Regions from separate parts of the Homo sapiens genome. Here all the other regions are linked to region 1. The links are chromatin loops, found by intact Hi-C in ENCODE. Cell type or tissue: dorsolateral prefrontal cortex. All regions are shown on one strand. Each heading gives the region's core, and the rest is flanking DNA. Links, peaks and the distances in the headings are about the cores only.

Region 1 (3,431 bases), core at 575-3,074:
AGCAAGAAGTATGTTGGAAGATTCTACATTTAATACAGAGGATTTCAACAAAAGGTTGCTATTTTTTCTATCCAAATGAAAATGCATTTTATAGTGTGCTGATATGGTTACAAGACCTCAAAACTATGAAATTTGTGTGATCCTTCACTTACAAAAATTTATCAATTTACTTTTTTTTTTTGCTCTGTTGCCAGGTTGGAGTGCAGTGGTGTGATCACAGCTCACTGCACACTCGACCCCCCTGGCTCAACTGATTCTCACACCTCACCCTCCTGAGTACCTGGGAGTTCTGGTGCACACCACTATACCCAAAAAATTTTTGTCTTTTCACAGAGATGGGGTTTTGCCATGTTGCCTAGGCTGGTCTCAAGTAGTCCGCCCACCTCGGCCTTCCAAAGTGCTGGGATTGCAGGCGTGGGCCATGGTGCCCAGCCCACAGTCTAACTTCAGATGCTGGTGGGAAACTGTTTGGAGTACAAGCAAAGATAGGCCAAGGTAGCAAGAAAAGACAGCTATGTTAAAGCCTCATGTTTCCCAGGTTGTCTTTGCCTTCCTCTTCTTTTGAACAGCCAAGAACTGTTCATTTTTCTACAGAGAAACACAAAGCATATGTGCACATTTTTAATCTACTTACACATCCCAAAGTACAGACTACGTCCTTCTCACAGATCTATTTCTAGTCTCTTCAGCCTTCAGCAACAGAAGCCAAATAACACCATAGGGCCAGCCCTTCCGGCTGTCTTCTCTAATTGTTTATTCTAATTATGCAAGATGTTGAAACCTTCTGGGAACAGTTTATATTTGTTAATGAATCTACTGGTTAATCCAGTATCAGAAGGGGGAGCCCAAGAGCTTCCTAACTTTCTAAACTATAATTGGCAAATGCCATTTTTTATGGATAGTGGGAAGAGTTAGTCTCTGAAGCCTGATGCCAAAAACAGATAGATGTTGGTTTCTGGGCTATGAGCAGGAGCAAATAAGAGCTGAGCCAACACTGGCAGCATCTTCCTAAAGATAAAGAACATCGCCATCTGGTGGGATGCAATATAGCCACAGCACCATTGCTTCCAAATTAGAGCGTCCCCACTGGTCCTCAACACAGCAGACGGACGGAGAGCCTGCCACCACCAGCTGGTCTGCCTTCCCAACAGGCTGGCCTAATGCAGCTTTTAAGGCTTTGTTTTTATAAAGCTGTCAGGAGGGACGTATCAGATGGAGAAAGTCCAAGCCTTCAGGAATAGCGGTCAGTAGCAGGGCAGGAGCACTCGTGATTTAGTGGGAAGGAAGGGGAGAGCCACGATGCTTAAGTGTGCTGTTGGGTTGTAGGTGCCCTGAGCTACCTACTCCTGTAGTTGACTATCAATTGAGATGGTGTGAAAAGAGAATTTTCAATTCTCCTTATCCCACAATTTAAATCCAATTTCCTGATTTGTAACAGTATATTTATTGGGATTTTCTCATATTTTATATTAAATACATGTTTTGTATAAATGAATACATGAATGACAGAAACAATTTCTTTATACTATTTTTCCTTTTTAAATAGTTCTTGGGCTCCCTCTGCTGGCATTTTATTTAAGAAAGAGCAATTTATGTTAAATCTGCTCTCATTCTGTGGGGTTAGCTGTTAGCAGTTGCTCTTTCATAACGAATGAAAATCATTTTAATAGTGATATGCAAATACCAAAAGACAGGATTATCTGATATTTAAAATGGAGAAAGAATTATATCAGTTACAATAAAATTATATAATACATCCTAGATCTATTGCATTTTCTATTTTGAATATCACACAATTTGTTTAAATCACTTCAAAGAGCTAAATTCTATCTTAGATTCACCAAATAATGTACTCTCTCTAAAGCCTAGTTAGTTCCAACTACCCAGATTTTAAAAGCACTAACTTTCTCGTCTCTTGACAGTGTAAGTTACACAATACCATTACTAAACTATTACTTTCTTTTTTTTTTTTTTTTTTGAGATGGAGTCTCGCTCTGTCGGCCAGGCTGGAGCACAATGGCGTGATCTTGACTCACTGCAAGCTCCACCTCCCAAGTTCATGGCATTCTCCTGCCTCAGCCTCCCAAGCAGCTGGGACTACAGGCACACAACTGGCTAGTTTTTTGTATTTTTAGTAAAGATGGGGTTTCACCGTGTTAGCCAGGGTGGTCTCGATCTCCTGACCTCATGATCCACCCGCCTTGGCCTCCCAAAGTATTGGGATTACAAAGTGAGCCACTGCGCCCGGCCTAAACTATTACTTTCTAAAGCTCCATTCGAAACACCGAAAAATGATCAAATAAGGATTACTTAATTTCATTTTTTTCCACTGAGAAAAGGCAGTGTGATCAAATTAAGTGTGTAAGCTCTTCAGTAACTTCTATTTTTTTTTCCAGATCTCTATTTTTCACAGCAATTTCACTCACTTTTTAAGTCTTCCTTACTCAGTCTTACATTTAGTAAGTGGAGTGAGGCTCATTCTTCAATAACCAAAATTCTGAGTTCCATTTATCCCTTATACAAGGTTGCATAAGCAAAATAAATAGTATAATTTCCTAATTTTTAAAACACCTTGCATGATACCAATCTGATCCTATAAAAAGCATAGGAAATGCATATCAGCTCAGCATCTTGAGGTTTCCCACAAGATCAAACTTCCCAAGGGTAAATCAGACCAGGTCCTGACAAAAAAGCACTTCCTAGAAGCACACAAACCAGATGCAGAAGCAGCGAGGCAAGGTTTGCCATACCATTCCAATATGCTTTTTTAGAATAAGGGGAGATTGTTGATCCTCTCATTACTACTATTACAATATTCCTAAAAGAAAAATAAAATCTACTATCTGTAAGTGCTACAGATTGATAAATGTTTTAACCTAAAAAGCAGTTAAAATTGTAGAACAGACCGGACGTGGTGGCTCACACCTGTAATTCCAGCACTTTGGGAGGCCGAGGTGGGTAGATCACAAGCTCAGGAATTCAAGACCAGCCTGGTCAACATGGTGAAACCCTATCTCTACTAAAAATACAAAAACTTAGCTGTGCATGGCATGCCTGTAATCCTGGCTACTCGGGAGGCTGAAGCAGGAGAATTGCTTGAACTGGGACCTGGGAGGCAGAGGTTGCAGTGGGCCAAGATCGCACCAGTGCACTCCAGCCTGAGGTACAAAGCAAGACTCTATCTCAAAAAAAAACAAACAAAAAACAAACAAACAAAAAAACTGTAGAACAGCTGGAAAGAACTGTTCTCACGAAGGGAAAAAAACAAATAAAAGAAAATCACAAAAAGTGCCAGTCCTACCTCCCCAACTGTGTTTCTTTATGTAGCTATTCATATTAATGGAAACAGGTGGTTGTGACTCCAAAATACAAACGTCACTTCTTCCTCCCAGAATATGAACAACCCACCCAAAATTCTGCTGCTGCCGCCA
Region 2 (3,431 bases), core at 646-3,145, 230 kb before region 1:
CTTGCTTAGCCAAGTGGCAATGACTTTATGCCTCCATATAGCTTGAGTCTGTTTTCCTATCTATAAGCTCTTATCACTAGTAAGTTAATAATCCAACAAAACCCTGCAAGGAATTGCCTTTTCTATTCAAAATAGAAGGAATTATTGGAAGTTGAAATAAATGTACCATCAGAGTCCACAGACTCTTGATCTAGGGTGATGTTCAAGAATCACAGTGTTTGGAAAGCAGCCAGCTCAACCCTGGGGGATGTGCTTTCTAGAAGTACCCTGCTCTGGAGGGCAGATATGCAGTGGTGAAGCAAATATAGCAGATGTTAACTGTGGAGTCCAGGTGCAGGTGTGCAGGTGTTCAGTGGACAATTCTTCAACTTGTCTCTGAAAATTTTTATAATGAAATGTTAGGAAAATCTCTACTACACTGTACCTATGTGCAGCATAAGATTCTCAGCTTCAAACAACTTTATTCTTTCTGAGCCCTACCTTTTTAAATATATCAATAAAATTTGACTTGATTGTGAATTTATTCTAAGGTTTTAAAATCCCACTTCTTGGGAATTATAAGCAAGAAAACTTTTCATATAGGACCTTTCAAGTAAAAAGGTTTAATCACTCCTTTTTTTTATTTTTAAATTTTTTTATTTTTAAAACAGAGGCAGGGCGTGGTGGCTCATGCCTGTAATCCCAGCACTTTGGGAGGCCGAGGTGGGCAGATCACCTGAGGTCGGGAGTTCAAGACCAGCCTGACCAACATGGAGAGACCCTGTCCCTACTAAATATACAAAATTAGCCAGGCATGGTGGGCCATGCCTGTAGTCCCAGCTACTTGGGAGGCTGAGGCAGGAGAATAGTTTGAACCTGGTAGGCGGAGGTTGCAGTGAGCCGAGATCATGCCATTGCACTCCAGCCTGGGCAACAACAGCGAAATTCCGTCTCAAAAAGCAAAAAACAAAACAACAACAACAACAAAACAAGTATGATCTACAGATGATTTTTATCTGAAAATGAAGGGCTTGAAATGACTAACCTGGATGACTCTTGAGGACATTATGCTAAGTGATATAAGCCAGTCACAAAAAAAAGTACTACAGGGTTCCACTCATATGAGATGCCTGCGTAGTCACATTCATAGAGACAGAGGTGGTTTCCAGGGCCTGGAGGATGGGAGGGTACGGAGCTGGTGTTTAATGGAGACAGCGTTTCAGCTGACGAAGATGAGAAAGTCCTGGAGATGGACAGTGGTGAGGGTTACACAGCAATGTGAATGTACTTCATGCCACTGAACTGTACACCTAAAAATTATTAAAATAAGACATGTTGTGTATACTTTGCCACAATTAAAAATAAATTTTCAAAAGCTAGAAAAAAAATGACCATCCTTGCAGAGCTGACTACTGTTGTTTTCATTCTCATGAAACTGCCGTTACAACTGTGCAGGGTCCAATTAATTTCTGTATCTGGCCTCTTACTGTGTTTTACAGGAGGAAGATCTTCCTTCCATAGAGCAGTTAGCCCATCAAATAGAAGATGAGGAAATCAACCCGACTGAGAAGCCCAGGCAATACCTCAAAAGAGTTTTTGAGGAATCCATCTACAAAACCCTGGTGGAGAGAAGCACTCTTGACTACCTGCACTATAACCGCTACCACCTGCCCATGTACGCGTGGCCAGGCATCGTTTAGTTGTAGGCAGGGTCTCCCCTTTATGGTTTTCATTTATTTAGTTCCTGGAAACGCGCTCTGTAGAAATAGAAAAGTTCTCTGCAGCCTGGTTTGACAGCGAAGCCAGCCCCTGGTGGTTTTGTTCATTCCTTTCCTTCCCTGACTTATGCCTGTAGTTTTCTATCATCCCAGTAGGTGGCACACGGCCGTGTGCCTCTCTTCTGGGGCAGGCTCGCTTTACAAATCCCAGGCATGTTCCTGTGCAGAATAATCCATTTCAGCAATAAAATGAGATCATAGTGTGTAAAACTTGTTTTTACCTTGGGTGTGATTCTGTTTGATTTCCTGGAAACTTCCGCTGCCAGTCTTGTTAGTTCTTCACATGTTTACCCAGCAGTACTTGTGGGTGATAAAAAAGAAAATGTGCCCAGAATGGAAAATTAGTAAACAGATGATGAGAAATTAAATCTGCAGTCCAACATAAGAAGCAGTGATTGTGTAGGAAAGCTTACATGACCTTTGGAAAGGAGGAGGCTGTATTTCTGTTTCAAATTGCAGATGAGGAGCATAAAGTCACAGAAAAGTTGGGTGCTCAAGGGGTTCACACATAGGTTTTAGATTAGAACGTGGTAACGTGGTAATGGGAAGTTCATCAAAGTTCATTTTCTTTGATCCTTAGCACTGTTGCTTTGCATTGAGGGGGGCGGGGTGAAGGGGTCCCTAGTACATGTCAACTCTAATGTGGATCAGAAACCCTTTTTCTTATAAATAAAGCAAATTAATTGCCCACTAGTAACTAACTGCATGGATTCAGGAATGAGGGGGAACAACACATAAGATTGTGCTCATTTATTGGGTCTCTCAGTAGACAGTGTGACACAATTTTTCACAGCAGGGCTTAAAACTGGTTTTTGTGAACAATTCCAGTTTTTTCTTCATGTGTTGTATTTTATGTAAATGTTGAGCAAAAGTTGGCACAAGATAAGGGATACACAACTATTAGAAGGAAAGTCAGAGCTGGCATTACAGCACTGTGTACACATTATCAAACTCTCTGCTGCAAACTGCCAACTTGTTGGAACTGCAAAGTTATTTGATATTGATATTTCTGCAAAATAAAATTGTTCCAGAATACTGGACTCTTGATTTTCCCAAGGCAGGCAAAAGCAAGCAATAAATGCTCCTAATTCCTTCACATGCACGTTTTCCGCAAATGCATGGGTCACTGGGGGGAGGGTCCAGCATTGGCCATATGGTACACACTGTGTCACTTGAATGGGGAACAATTGCTACTGGTCCACTCTTCAGAATTCAGACCCAGCACACGTGGAACCATATTTCAGGGGCTGGTGAATGAGTCAGCTCAAGCAACTCTCCTCCCCTGTCCCATTCCCCTGAAAGGACCTGGGTCAAACTCATAAGCAAAAGGAGTAAGTTTCTGTGACAGGTCCTGGGACCCCTGGATGCAGATTAACAGAACAATCTCGGAGGATCAACAGTTATGACTTCTGTGACCAAGTATTAGCATTAAAAAGCCTCCAGTCACATAAAAGTGACCCCAAATGACAATGTCAACCTTAATACCAAATCATGCATAAATGTGACAGTAAGTTTTCCTTTGCTGCCTTTTGAAAAAGGAGTGTTAGTGCTCCATAAGTATCACAGCAGACTTGAAAATATCTAGAATATATTTTAGTGTACAAAGTATATTGGGTGACATTATTTTAATCCTTATCTCACACTTCGAAAGTGGGTAATTTACAAGCTATTTAG
Region 3 (3,431 bases), core at 289-2,788, 360 kb before region 1:
CAGAGCAGGCAAAGCCATCTATGCAGCAGATGGCTTCTGGAGACCAGGTTTCTCTCTAAGTGTACTTCTCTGAAGATAATGCCTTTCAAACAGATAATCCAACACTTACCAGTATAGTAAGACATAGGCTTGAAAAAAATGGTTTGAATTCTCCTTTTTATTTTAAGAACTTGTGGTGGAGGAAAATGTTGTGAATCACCTTTTGAGATTTTAGGGTTAATATTAAGTAACTGTTTCTATAAGCAACAGATTGCAAAAGTTCCAGGCTCTACAATTCTGCACATCACAGCCACTTGGATAGGGATGGGGAGGGTTGTACAAATACAGTGTCCTGGGACCCTGTTCCTGGAGTTACAATTCAGTAGGCCTGGGGTGGGTTTCAGGAATATGTACAGTATTTTTAATAGAATCCCCAGGTAATTCCAACATGCAGGTGGGTTTAGGAGCCATTTTTATAGACATTTGCTCAAAATTGGCAGTCTCATCTATAAGGAAACCTATTTCCCCCTGTAATTGCTCATTGTAACTAACTCATTTTTATGGGCTTGTTTTCCAAACCACATTTTCTAATTCTTAGTGAATCATATAACTTCTAAGTCACATCATTACTTTGGGGCTTACCAGGCCTAATTTTTAAGTTATTATTAACATTATATAGCTGAACCCATATTCATAGTATTAACATGCTAAATTGGACCTAGCAGAAAGCATTTCACGAAGTCTCATGCTTAAACTATCACCATTAAGAAGGAAGGCCCAAGAAAAAACCTGCCCATGTGGTGTTATTAAAGCCTTGCTAATAGCCAGCATTTGCCCAAAACACAAAGCTCTTCTTCATCCTCCCCAACCAGAAGTGATCCCACTGGATTTTGAATTCCCATAATGTTCCATGATTCCATCCTTAAGGAACAAATTGATTTGTGTCTTGTATTTTGCCATCTCTCATGTGCAAGGGCTTTCTGGCTTGTCTTTGATAGCTACCATCTTGGTATTTACATCTGGTATGTGCTCAGTATATATAAACATATGCTTAAAGTATAAATGTATAATGTTTTTACTTCCTAGACATAGATAAAAACATCATTAATCATTTCCCCTAAATTATAAAGGAAAGCTCAATTTCATTTTCATCTGTTTTGCCAGAACTCCCAAATTTTATTCTTATCTTTTCAATTGACATTTCAAGAATGGCATGCATTTTCATTTTTTCAGTAAGGATTTATGTGTTTATTTTGTGATACATAAGTTTTTTATCTGAGATCCTGAACTTCTACCTAGCCCCTTATCCTGGCCACCATGCCCCTCCCCTGCCAGGTCCCCGAGGACTCCAGAGAGCACCCAGGGCCCTCCAGGCAGACACTTCTACCTTAGTGTCGGGTCCAGGGTTGAGTCACACCCAGACTCAGGGTACCTTACGAGACTTGCTCCTTGCCCCGTTTCTCCAGGTCGCATCCTCATTCCTACAGGAGCTCCAGGACCAGGGAGCTCTGAGCCACCCAAGGTGGAGCTGGGCAAGATGGCACCCAAGAGAAGAGAGAAGTAGGGTCAGGGAGAGAGCTTGTAACCTCTGTCTCACCCCACGAACTGCCCACTCCCTTCTAGATGTGTTCAGAATCCTCCATCCCACACCTCCTCTGTGGATCTCTCTCTTCGGTCTCCCCCTGGAGGTCAGAGTGTGTCATGACCAACAACTTTGTGGCCATGGATGCAGCTGCCGTTTAATTTTTACTAACAACAAAAATGGATTGAGTACTATTAACACACTCGAACAAATACCCCATAACTCCTTAATATCATCTAATACCAGTCCGTGCTCAGTTTTCCCAGTGGTCTTAAAATTGTTCTTTTACAGTTAGTTGGTTTGGATAAGGATGCAAACCAGGTCCAACTACTGCATTTGGTTAATGTGCCCCTGAAATCTCTTTAATACTTAACAGTTTCCTGCACCTTCCCCGTTTTCTGAAATTCATTTTCTTGTTAGGTTCTTGCATGTTAGAGAATTTAAGATGAAATAATACAATGTGTGGTGTTTACTCCAACCACTACAGTGTTGGTGAGTATTTTCAAAGCAGCACAATATTAGTCATTGCTAAGCTTTTTTCACCTCGTGTATATTTAAAATCCTCCAAAATAAAAATTTTTTTAAAATAAACAAATTAAATTAATGGCTCAGGACCTTGTCCAAAAGTCTCTTATGATTTAAACAGAAAAAAATATTGCTAAAGAAAGTTAAATTTTTTTCAGGGAAAAACTGGTAGATTCTCTTACTCTGCTGTGTACTTAACAATAAATATTTTGTGTGGATTTGTTTTGCCTCTGATATTGGAAGTTCACAGAGCTCCCAACTTCTAAACTCCACCTATAGTATTTTATGGCATGTGTTGTTGTTAAGACTGAATTAAATCTGAGTTATTTTTTAACTAGTAGAATATGTAGATAGGTTAAATATCTATCACGAGCTAGGATTTATTTTCATTGGCAAATATTTTTGTCACTGTTTTGAACCATTCAGAAAGCAGAGGTTTTAGTAAATTAAATTGAAACATTTAGATCGATGTGGGATAATAATTTTTTCTCTACATTATCTATTTGTTCAAATAACAGCATTAATTAAAGCAGTTAATTAAATCACTTGCTTTGGTTGCGTTTGCTATGCCTGCACCCTGCAGACACGCACAGCACACACAAAATCAGCTAGAAAATAACTAGCGATCGCCTAGCAGGCCGACATGTATCTACTGCCCAGAAGGGTAAGCACCATGAAAAGTTTTATGTTTCTTTTATCATGTTCACAATAAATGGGCAATGTGACCCTCTTTATTTGAAGGATAAGGATGTTTAGACCTAATTTTGTAGCTGTCCTCCTGAAGCATGGAATGAAACACAATACCTTTTACTTATTTCCCTGGATACCCTAATCCCTCCCTGCTTTACAAGTATCTTTGAGCTGTTCCTCCCTTTGTATCCACAGCAACGTGAAATCCCCACTGGAATTATTTGCTGTGAAAATGCAGGTGCCCTTGTTTAATGTTTCATTGGCTTGAGCACTTAACTTGAAACTTTTTTTTTTTTTCATGATATGGTGACCTTTGATTTTGGAGCTGAGGGCTCACGGTGATGTTAGATATTGTTTATATACATTAAGCCAACACCATTAGATCTGAGCTTTATCTGTGGTTCTGCTGTTCCTGCCATTTCATCAAATGCATGCCCAAATGCAAGCTGTACTCCGTGACCCACTGTTCTATTTGAAGGAACTTTTTGAATATTCATAGGCAATCAAATTAAAAATCAGTCTATTAGACTTATGTATTATAAACTTCATGACTTTAGACCAATACTCTTACATAGTTATAGATTTAAGAAATTAAATATTTAGACACTGCTAAATCGGATTATAGAGAGAACCATCACAGCAAAAATATGAGGTT
Region 4 (3,431 bases), core at 502-3,001, 230 kb after region 1:
AGAGTGAAGGGATCCAGTGTCATCAACTCGCCACCAACTCTTTCATCGGTCACTTTGAAAGATTAGGGGTTTGACTTTGGTTTCTGTGGCTCGCAAATTGGCCCTTTGGCTGTGGCAGTGGCTCAGCCTTGGCGAGTTGGAGCTCTTCTGTCTGGCACATGCAGAGCCTCCACCCCTGCCACCATGGCCTTTCCCTTTGTGAGCCCGTTGTGCCAGCACTGGGACAACCGATGGCAGAGGCTAGAACAGACAGCAGCTGACCGAGCCGTTCTCTCTCCTTGGCTGTGTCAAGCCTTTTCTGGGTTGTTTGCTCTCTGGCGGATATTAACATCTGTGCCAGGATCTTCACTGGGTGCCAACTTCCATAGACACAGTCACATGTCTCTTCCCCTCCGTGTTCTCAACCTTCCTCCTTCCAGGCCCTGACGAGCCCATCAAATCACACAAGACTGCCCAGGAGCCAATGTGGAGTCTGATTTCAGGATACTTCTCTTTCTACACTGCCTGAAGCCCTGCCCACTGCGAGAGCTTCCCCATTACCGCCGTCTCTCATGACCACCCTGAATGAGGCGGCCAGAGTACATCTGCAGCCAGTTTTTATTTTGTGCCCACATTTCAAGCTCACTCACCCCTGCACCAAGCTTAACCTTTCCCCTCCTCTGTCAGGTGATCACAAGGGACTCTCCCATGTGCCTCTGAGTGCGATCTGAGGGAAGGGCGCTGGTGTGGGGGTGATGGCACATGGGAGCGTGGGTCACAGCTCCATCACCAAATCGTTCCTCTCCTCATGTTCCTGCCCCTCGTTTATGTTGTGACTTGACCCTGGTTCTTGCTCTGGAATCCAGGAGGGAGGTGGGGACACAGCCTAGGGCAGGGATGTGCATGTTGTCTGGCAAGATAAAGGCTCAAGTGATCCCACAGGGAGCTCTGGAGCTAGGATGTCCCTTTGGCATCATCCTGAATTGAGGTGAGAGGACTGGCCCTTTTCCCTCCATATTGTCCAGACATTGGCTGCAAGCTGCCTCCCGAGAGAGTCACCACAACCTTGGCCAGGGTAGTCAATGCCCAGAGAAGCTCTCAGCTGTGAGCTGTGAGCAATGGCTCTCCCAGCAGCTGGGGGTGTGAGTGCCTCGCTCCAGAAGGGAGATCTAACTCTAGAATTCACCCAGCGCTCTGCTCTGTTCAGCCGCCAATAATACAGAGAAGATTCTACAGGCCTCCAGAGAGAAAAAAGAGGACTTAGAAAAAAATAAAATTAGAAAACAACATTTTATTTTTAAAAAAATTCCTTCCTTTTGTAAATGTTTGCTAAAATCATCCCTTAATCAGTTAAGGGATCAATTCAAAGACTACTGGTTGAGGTAGTACTAATTCTACTGTGTCAAAAACAACTCGCTTTACTAAAGTAAGCCTTGTAGGGGTAGGATTTGGGGTTGTCCTGTACAACTAACTGCTACCTGGAGTCCTCTACTTCCCCTCAAAGGAGAAAAAATAAGAACGAGAAAAAGAGCAGAGGCGGTACAGAGGAAGGATCACTCTGAAATGAGCAGAGGAACGCGTGGACCATGCAAGACTGTGGGGCTCCCCGTGGATCGCCCCGAAGTGCTCTGAATACCAAGCAATTCTTCAAAGTCTTATCACAAGACAGTGACCATCATGTATAGACAGCTTACATTTGTTGAGTAGGAAAGTGTCCCAGGGCCTGCTCCCTGCTCTGCCACACGTGGAGGCCCAGGGCTGGGGCTGTGTTCTGTGGGAGAAATCCGCGGGGTCGAGCTGGTGGGGAGACGCCTGGTAGGGCGAGGCGTTTGGTTTACTCTTGTGACTTTGGTCAACGCTCTGCAGGTTTGGCCGGCTCTTCTCTAGCGCCCTCTGCTGGAAAACGTCAGGAACTCTGTATTGAAAATACGTAATGAATATTTTTCAGTTTTTGGGCTTTTCTAGTGGGGAATTCCAGGTGCTCTCTCCAAAGCCCAGAGCCTCCCCAAGAGGAGCAGCTTTTACGAGACATTCTAGAAGGCAGAGAGGAGAATTCTGCTTCAGTCTGGTCTGAGAGGGGCCTGGGAGCCTCTCTGGTGGGTAAGAACCCAACTCTGGCACTGTCCCCCGCTGAGACTGTGAGCTGCGAGGGAGGCCGGGGTGCAGGCCTGCCTCCAGCGTGATTAGCTGTCTCAGGGGACAAATTCATCCCCAAGTACACCGTGAGGGGTTTCTGCCTCTCTTCCCATCTTGCTTTGAGGGTGGTAACAAGATTTATTCTTGAAATTGAAGGGGCTAAGTATTTTATACCAAACCTATAATTTGTTTTATTATTTTTTGAGACAGGGTCTCACTCTGTTGCCTAGGCTGGAGTGCAGCACTCACTGCATGCTCTATCGTGGCCTCGACCTCCCAGGCTCTGGTGATTCTTCCATCTCAGACTCCCAAGTAGCTGGGACTGCAGGCGCCCACCACTATGCCCCACTAATTTTTGTATTTTTATTTTATTTTTTGAGACAGAGTCTCACTCTGTCACCCAGGCTGGAGTGCAGCGGTGCAATCTTGGCTCACTGCAACCTCCGCCTCCCGGGTTCCAGCGATTCTCCTGCCTCAGCCTCCCAAGTAGCTAGAATTACAGGCACACACCACCATAGCCAAATAATTTTTGTATTTTCAGTAGAGCTAGGGTTTCACCATGTTGGCCAGGCTGGTCTCAAACTCCTGATCTCAGGTGATCCGACCGCCTCAGCCTCCCAAAATGCTGGGATTACAGGCATGAGCCACGGCGCCTGGCCATATTTTTGTAGTTTTAGTAGAGACGAGGTTTTGCCATGTTGGCCAGGTCTTGAACTCCCGGCCTCAAGTGATCCTTCCATCTTGGCCTCCCAAAGTGCTGAGATTACAGAAATGAACCACCGCGCCCGGCCTAGAATTTATTTTTATATCGGTCTTCCCAAGTGACAAGTGCTGTTCTATAGAACGCTCACTTGAAATTATGCACAGGGAACTTTTTGCTCAAAACAAAAGATCCCCATGTTCAAATACGACTCCTATGGAATGTGCTTGCGTGCCTCCTCTGGAGACTGTAAGCTTCAGGTGGAAGCTTGGAACTTAGGATTTCATTATTCTGTGGACGCAGGGATCGGTGGATGGATAGGAGGACAAACAAATGACACATTCCTTTTTTTTCTTTTTGCTCATTGTATTTTTTTAAAAAACATTTTAAGTCTACTGTACATACAGAAATATGAACAAATAATAATTGTATAGCTTGATGACGTTTCTCAAACTCACCTCTGCACCTGGATCCAGGAAGAGAACATCCCCAGACAGTCTCTCACACCGTCCCCCATGAAGGTGGCTACTCTCCTGATTCTAACAGCAAGGATTCCTGTGACCAGCTTTTGTCCTTTGCCCAGATAGAACTACGCGGTGTGTTCTCGTCAGTGTCT

The links. A loop is a pair of places that touch in the nucleus more often than their neighbours do. Peaks named below come from ENCODE experiments on the same cell type or tissue, not always from the same donor. Only the 100,000 strongest peaks of a DNase experiment are listed, where the experiment ranks them.
Region 2: a loop joins it to region 1, with 4 times the contacts of the local background. A loop is called at or near these places in 10 of 110 quality-filtered maps.
Region 3: it touches region 1 in a loop (2.8-fold over the local background); 2 of 110 quality-filtered maps call a loop at or near these places.
Region 4: a loop joins it to region 1, with 7 times the contacts of the local background. A loop is called at or near these places in 29 of 110 quality-filtered maps.

Annotation. Positions count from the first base shown.
Region 1 is chr20:20,592,769-20,596,199 of GRCh38, forward strand. All of the region lies in intron 16 of RALGAPA2 (Ral GTPase activating protein catalytic subunit alpha 2), which reads right to left. Among named protein-coding and RNA genes, the nearest start is that of RALGAPA2, 120 kb to the right of the region's middle. In dorsolateral prefrontal cortex, for the core only: CTCF peaks have their summits at 817 (motif pointing right), 1,038 (motif pointing left) and 1,573 (motif pointing left); a DNase peak (open chromatin) is centred at 1,103; H3K4me3 peaks cover 423 bases; H3K27ac peaks cover 919 bases.
Region 2 is chr20:20,358,732-20,362,162 of GRCh38, forward strand. CFAP61 (cilia and flagella associated protein 61) reads left to right here. Exons shown (of 27, transcript NM_015585.4): 27 at 1,479-1,967. The coding sequence ends at 1,679. Among named protein-coding and RNA genes, the nearest start is that of INSM1, 7.7 kb to the right of the region's middle. RefSeq lists an enhancer at 1,714-2,008 and a silencer at 1,714-2,008. In dorsolateral prefrontal cortex, for the core only: CTCF peaks have their summits at 1,844 (motif pointing right) and 2,044; a DNase peak (open chromatin) is centred at 1,825.
Region 3 is chr20:20,235,898-20,239,328 of GRCh38, forward strand. All of the region lies in intron 18 of CFAP61 (cilia and flagella associated protein 61), which reads left to right. Among named protein-coding and RNA genes, the nearest start is that of CFAP61-AS1, 30 kb to the right of the region's middle. In dorsolateral prefrontal cortex, for the core only: a CTCF peak has its summit at 1,673 (motif pointing left); a DNase peak (open chromatin) is centred at 1,652.
Region 4 is chr20:20,823,293-20,826,723 of GRCh38, forward strand. No RefSeq gene overlaps it. Among named protein-coding and RNA genes, the nearest start is that of RALGAPA2, 110 kb to the left of the region's middle. In dorsolateral prefrontal cortex, for the core only: CTCF peaks have their summits at 1,872 (motif pointing left) and 2,075; a DNase peak (open chromatin) is centred at 1,849; H3K4me3 peaks cover 368 bases.